Linked DNA regions of Homo sapiens: region 1 is linked to region 2. A link is a contact called in ENCODE Hi-C or POLR2A ChIA-PET data. All regions are on one chromosome and are shown on one strand. Each heading gives the region's core, a stretch centred on a gene start or an enhancer-like site at or near the end of the contact. The rest is flanking DNA. Distances are from core to core; before and after follow the strand shown.

Region 1 (3,626 bases), core at 397-2,896, 470 kb after region 2:
GAAATAAAAACCTAGGGCCATCAATGTAGGATATCACTAAGGAGTACACACAGAGCAGCATTCGTAAAGGAGATCAACATTCATTATCTGGTGCGTTTGTTAATGCAGATTCCTGAGTCTCAATCAAAATATACGGAATAAGTCATTTAGGCCTCTGAAAATTTTGAGAACCACTGAAGACAAAGAAGCACACAGGACCACGATGGACCACGATGGAATTTTGGTGGGATCAAACATGCGTTCTGTATGGCAGCCAGTGAGTCAGAATTTTATGAATATCTGACACTGAAGTTTTTGATTATTTCAGGACACAAGCTACAGAGAACACCAAAGTTAGCCATCTTGGCTACACTTACGCTGTGAAATCTGCAGCTGCTGTAGCTGCTTTGGTGGCATCCTTATTCAGTGTTGCACCCCAAACAGCACCTTTATGACCCAAAAATGTTCCAATCCAGTCTCCTGTATCTCCCTGGCGTAGCATAGGTTTACCATCTAGAAAATATTTTTTAAAACATGTAATTTATAAGTTCAGATTACTTAAAGTCTAAGATTCAAATGTAAATATACAATGATGTTCAATGACAAAGTGGAAAAATTGTTTCAGCTATTTAACTACCACCACCCACTGAAGGCACTAAGGAATGTGCAGTAATAAATTAACTGAAGAGCTGAACAGATCATTCTCTCTGAAAAGCATCTGTAATTGGCTGGGAATACTGATCTGCGTCAAAACAATCTAGATTTTAGTCTTATTTTGGACAGACATCTTAGCCTGAATCTCAGTTTCCCATTTGAAAAATGAGGCTAATACCACAAAGGAATATCCAGTGAGACAAGAGCGAACGTCTTTGTAAGGTATTGCACGGCCTGGCCTAATTTCTCCTTTCCCCAAATCCTTGAAAGCTATTTACCGTGTTGTCCCGAGAGTCTAGGCAAATGCTGACCAGCTCCTTCAAAAATAGCAATAAAAATAAAATAAGGAGAGAGGTCTTAGTTGGAGGTAATAGTTTCTACAAAAGCGTCCTCTCGGCTCCAGCTGCGGATTCCCTAACACACTCCTTTCTCCACCGGACCAGTGTTGGCTCTCATCTCAGATGTTAATATCGCCCCCTCCCCCCTCACCACACCACCGCTTCGGCACTGGAGCGTGCGGGTCCCGATCCCTTTCAGCCCAGTCCCAGCCGTCGAGGACCAGGATTGCGGCCTTGCTCACCTTTGCAAGCGCTGATTAAGAAATACCCATAAGGCGTGATGCCACTGAAGGCCAAATCAACCACGGGTCGCGTGTGGCCAGAGCAGGTGAGCGGCGTCTGTCTCATTGCCATGGCGGCGGCGAAGCCAGCGACCGGACTGGCGAGCTGAGGGTCGTCGTTGTCTTTTCTCTCTTCTGCTGCAGTGCCTCGGGCTGCTCCAGGCCCCCGCCCTGACACTAGGGCTGGGCTGGGCAACAGGAAAAGAAGGGCAATCCGGTGGCACCGAGGTTAGGGAGGGGTGAGGGAGGGGTCAGGGAGTCTGCGACCAGCAAGCAACAGTCGACGAGGGAGGGAAAGGGAGGGAGGGAGGAAAGTAGGGGATGGGGAGAAGCGGAGAACCGGGCCAGCCACGATTCACAGCGTCCACACCGGCATCGGCAGGAAGTGACGACGTAAATGACGCAGAGCACCCGCCGGAAATGACGATTGGCGGGAGGGCGGGCTCGCCGGGTAGAAGTGACTTGAAGAAAGAGCGAGAAGTATAGAAGGGCGCAGGCGCTAGTTCAGTGCTCGTGAGGTAACTGGCGCTGGCCCACGCCGACTAAGGGAGACGCTCTAGGCACCGGGATGGGGTCCCTGTCCCCGAGCTCTAGCGGGTCAGAACGCCTTCCTGGTCCGCGGCCGAGTTGAAAGTTGTTCCCACTCCCATAAGTCCAAGGACCAGCGTCAGCTGTGTACCTGCCGAGCAGCCCTACTGAGGACTGTGCTCGGCCTCTGAATATCTAGACGGACACGAGCCATACCCAGTGACGGCCCAAACCAGCGAACGCTGTCTGGCAACGTTTTTTGCAATTTGTCTTATTTAAAAACCATATACGGGCTTGGAGTGGTGGTGCCTGTGGTCCCACCTACTTGGAAGGCTGAGGTGGGAGGATAACTCGAGCCCGAGAGGTCGACACCGCAGTAAGCGGTGCTCGCGCCACCGCACTCCAGCCTGGGCAACAGAGCGAGACCATGTATTAAAAAAAAAAAAAAAATCCCCAGTCATTTCTTCCGCTGTGTAAGTTTTCCTATGTTGCTAATGTTTTAGGAGTGGATACTATATAGTTTTAAATGCGATTAAATTCAAGTTACTTTTTCCTTGGTGGACTTCGGAGAACTCTAGAGTCGTAGATCCCCAATTTTTTTGATGAAATACTCTCATCCGTAAAGTGAGCCTTCACTCATTTTATAAGCGAATGAATGCTGAATTCTATCAAAAACTTTTACACCTTTTGATATGATGTATATATGAGTGATGATTTGCAAATTACATAGATGTGCATTATAATACATGGACAAAAATAGAAATATTAAAATAATATTTAAATATAAACAAACTCTGATATTGTCTGCAGCAGGCAGCCCACTGTGGCTCTGTGAAACCACCAGAGCTGTTAATTGTTGATACTGTTTCCTAACCAGGAGAGGGCTTTTCTCTGGGCAAGTTGTATCTTTATTGATAGAATGTAAACCCAATACAACAGAGATTTTTGTGTTTTCTTTGCTACTTTATCCCCAAGGTCAAAACGTCTGGGCACATAGCAATAAATATGTAATCAACATAAATGTCTGTGAATGTTTTCTTCATCTTTTTGCAGCAAACACCGTCTACAAGATTCGAGTCAAACAACGTGAGAACTTGAAATACGTCTCCATTCTTTTTCCTTAGTACTCTCGTTCATTCACTTACGGTAAAGCACTTACTATATATGTTTTTCATTTTATCTTGTTCGACTCCTCCTTTGTGCCATCCTCTCCCTTTTGTCTCACACATACGCACCACTCACACATTTATGAACTCCTTAATGGCAATGGTTATGGCTTTGTCATTTGTACTCTAGTGCCAGAAAAGTGAATGGCATTTAGTGAATACTCAGCATGACTGTTTACTGATTAAATAGATTGTTGCATTACTGATGGAGGTAAATAAAAGACCCACTCAAAATGACACAACTGGTCAGATACTGATACATGTTCATTTATTGCTCATTGTGTGTAGATAAGAATATAATTGGTAAGTTATGGTACATACTTGGCTCTAAAGAATGTATTATTTCCTGCTCATTTGGATTCTGAGTTCTAAGAGTATTGTGTATTATGACCAATTGGGTAGGCTTCAAGGTCAATTTAATATTAGAAGACAGGTTAATGTAATTGATATAATTAACAATATTAAAAGATTAAAGAAAATCATATCAAAAGATGTGTAAGAAGTTTTTGATAGAATTCAGCATTCTTTCACTTATAAGAATTCTGAGACACTAGAAATAGAAGGGACTTTTTTAACCTCATAGAATATCTGAAACCCCACACCTAATGGTGAAATACAGAAAGCATTCTGTATTAGATTAGGTACGAGACAGATGATTGCTACTGCCTCTTCAATACAGC
Region 2 (3,410 bases), core at 280-2,779:
CTAAAACTAACAAACACTACACATGAGATAAAGAAAAAAGATAATTCGGTGGCCATGTTGCGGATACGTTAATCTGGAACTCTAGATGAATTCTAGCATTTCCTGAAGGCATCGTGGTGGCTGCAGACTCAGCCCACTATGTGGTCTCATGCAAAGTGGGGTTCAGAGCCCAGAGGCTGCAGGTGAAATGCTGGTGCCTCTCGGGAGAGTGGTGGGGTAAGGCCTTTCTCTGTGCTGACCTGACCTCCTTTTCCAATCTCAGGGATTCATAGACACCACTCTAAAACAAAGCGGTAGAAAAATTTTACTCGTCTGCCAGAGAGGGTAATATCCAAATTTGGACTGATTTGCCTTTTTTTTTTTTTTTTTTTTAATTACCAAAGATAATCGCACACATAGCCCTCTTATTTTGGAAACAGCAGAGGACAACAAAGTCCAGTACTATCCTAAGGCCAAGAAAAGCATATGCAAAAGGTAGGTGTAGGCTGGGACTCACAGCAGGCTGGGACCCCAGGAAAACTGGGCTTTAAGGATTGCTCACTGGAGGCCTGGGTGCTATACAGCAATGCTTGCGGGCACCCACTCAGCACTCACTGGGTAAGAAATTAGGGAGAAGAAATAGGGGAATATAAACGTGGAGCTCAGACTGCCACATTTCAAGAGAAGCAGAGAGACTAGAAGATTTACATGCACTCCTCTCTCCTCTGTCCCAAGCCAGCTAGAGCAATATATGACACCTTAATTCCCGAAAAAGAGAGTTCCCTTCTCCTTTTCTCCTTCCACATGGCTTCCTCCTCCAGACTGGGGAAGTGGGGCACAGGTGAGAACCGTCCCAAGGGGCTCACCCTTAGCTCTCTTGTCACTGGCTATAATATCACACAAAAATATTATCATCTAACCCACATCCTCTTGTTTCGATAGCTAGCATTATTAGCAGTAGTATTATTTAGTATTATTTTAAAACTTGCTGATGTTTCTCCTATCAAAGTGAACTCAGAAGAGCAAATCCTGCCTTACAATAGGCATAAAGGCCACTATGCCCATGAAACCTGAGACATCGCAGGCTTTTGCACTCTTGGGGAGAACAGCAGTCGTTCAAACTACAGGCATTTCCTCCATTACTACACGTGCCTTTTCCTCCTTCCCCAGAGTTCAAGGGACCCTTTCAAACAGGAGGTTACTTTGACTTGAAAAGGCTAAGTTTGGAAATCATCACTCAAGCATGAAAAGACTCTCTCGTTTCATTCCTGGAGTTTGAGAAATGGGAAAACTTACCCGCACGGGGACAGAAATACAATTCCCTTTCAAAAGCGATCGATTGAAAAGCTAAGTTTAGCTGCTAAGTGGAGCCAAGCACTTCCAGCTGGCAGAGACCCCCCCAAGTCTTCCATCTGCCACCCACCCTGGCCCTCCCTGCCTGCCACCCTTTGCATGCGGTCCCCTTCTCCCCTCCCAGTACGCACGGTGAGGCCGAGGAGGAGGAAGCAGCAAGCCTGTCCCGCCGCCGGGTCGCGCGCAATGCAGGGACTGTGGCCGCGCGGGCCGGACGCAGGCACCGCCCCTCTCCAGTTAATCTCCTGTTAATTAGCCCTCCCACGTTTAAAGCCCGACCCCAACCTCGCCAAACCCCTCCTCTAAATCACCTGATTTACCCGCCCACAGTAACCATCGCCTGCTGATTCCCTTTGAGCCCTTCTATTTGGCGCCCTTAGAAACTCTGGTTCCTGAAATGCCAACTCCCCTAATCAGTGGGAAGGGGGACAGTAGCCATTGTCTAGGAACTCTGAATTCTCGAACATTTCAGGATCAGCAGAGTTTTGGAAGTTGTTTTTAAAAACTTCGCAGAAAGTTAAAATCTCCAGGGTAGAACTAATTAGCAGGCATTGACAATATTACCTTCCCTTAGACTTCACCTCCCCTGCGCTGGTGGCAAGGCCTCCTTAAAAGGCTGACAATGACAGAATGTAACCCTCAGTAAAGATCACTTACGGTGTTCCAAATTCATGATACCAGACAATTTGCTTTGTCACGATGTCCCCTCCTGTTCAGGGTCCAGAATGAAATTGGAGGCAATTGTACTGGATCAGCTCATTACACAATCAGCTTAGTGTGTTTTTTACAGGGAGGTTTAGAGGAACGTTTACGGAAGCCGTAGATATTTAGCCTACCATCACTATCTAGATTAGGGATACTTCCAAGCTTCCTAGTCCCCATAGTCCCCACAATATTTATGGATCTATCTTTCATGGGTTTATATGAGAAATGTTTAAGGATTTCTGTTTTCAATCTATATTATTTCTCTCCTAGTGCTATATCTCAGACACTCACCACCTGTTGCAAGGTCTACTTCCTTTTTTTGCTCTTAATTTACTCCTTTAGGCTTTAAAGGATATCCCTAGGACTAACTTTCTAGGATGTGATGGACAAGTTCATGTTCTATTAAAGAAAGAAATAACTACCAGTTTGCTCTAGGAACAGAAATTAATCCAAGGAAGGTCTGAGAATGATTTCTATATAAGCATAACAGTAGGAGTTTTGGAAAATCTAGCATCAGAAGGCATCTGTTCTTCACTTTTATGTCTGTATCTTTTCAAAACTCTACTTATTCACCTATCTTTGTAAAGTATACTAGAATCTGTCTGTAACATTAACTGGAATAGGATAGAATTTGAGATGACATAAATCTATTCTGAATTCTCTCCAAAGGAGTTTGGTATTATAAGAATTTAAGACTCTCTTCATTTATTATAAGGTGATACAGGCCAAATCTTATGGATAACATGGCAGAAAAAGGAAGAGGAGAGCTACTGTTTAGATAATTTGGTCTACAGAATGCTAGTTGAATGGTTCTAACATTTTTTTTTTTTTTTTTTTGAGACGGAGTCTGCCTGTGTAGCCCAGGCTGGAGTGCAGTGGCGCGATCTCAGCTCACTGCAAGCTCCGCCTCCCGAGTTCACACCGTTATCCTGCCTCAGCATCCCAAGTAGCTGGGATCACAGGCACCTGCCATCACGCCTGGCTAATTTTTTGTATTTTTAGTAGAGACGGGGTTTCTCTGTGTTAGCCAGGATGGTCTTGATCTCCTGACCTCGTGATCCACCTGCCTCAGCCTCCCAAAGTGTTGGGATTACAGGCGTGAGCCACTGCGTCCAGCTGGTTCTAACATTTTTTTAAAAAAGAAAGTAGCACTTGACTCATCTAATGCTCTAAATATAGAATGTGTTCAAACTATTAATTGATCAATGAATAAATACTGAGTTCCTACTATCACTAAATCACGAACAATTATTGCCTGTTACATACATATATATATGTGTGTGTGTGTTTGTGTGTATCAGGCAATATTATATATATACATACGGATATATATATGACACTGTATTGGGTAGAATATTAGCAGTTGGTTTAAT

Evidence for each region. A loop is a pair of places that touch in the nucleus more often than their neighbours do. ChIA-PET counts read pairs that join two places held with the same protein, here RNA polymerase II (POLR2A). Pooled maps may share reads with other maps.
Region 1: a map of PC-3 shows a loop between it and region 2 (12-fold over the local background). The contact joins the promoter of STRAP here to the promoter of MGST1 in region 2. A Hi-C loop is called at or near these places in 2 of 168 maps with a recorded cell type or tissue (PC-3 and endothelial cell of umbilical vein), 1 of 37 single-sample maps with no recorded cell type and 3 of 50 pooled maps. POLR2A ChIA-PET finds 5 or more read pairs at or near these places in 1 of 52 experiments (GM12878).

The regions. Positions count from the first base shown.
Region 1 is chr12:15,880,407-15,884,032 of GRCh38, reverse strand. It overlaps STRAP (serine/threonine kinase receptor associated protein), which reads right to left and starts at 1,646. Exons shown (of 10, transcript NM_007178.4): 1 at 1,214-1,646; 2 at 357-492. The coding sequence starts at 1,325. LOC102724146 (a long non-coding RNA gene) reads left to right here and starts at 1,735. Exons shown (of 6, transcript XR_007063230.1): 1 at 1,735-2,253; 2 at 2,834-2,926. RefSeq lists enhancers at 1,569-1,688, 1,999-2,228.
Region 2 is chr12:16,345,764-16,349,173 of GRCh38, reverse strand. MGST1 (microsomal glutathione S-transferase 1) reads right to left here and starts at 1,529. Exons shown (of 4, transcript NM_020300.5): 1 at 1,464-1,529. RefSeq lists enhancers at 1-579, 1,510-2,439.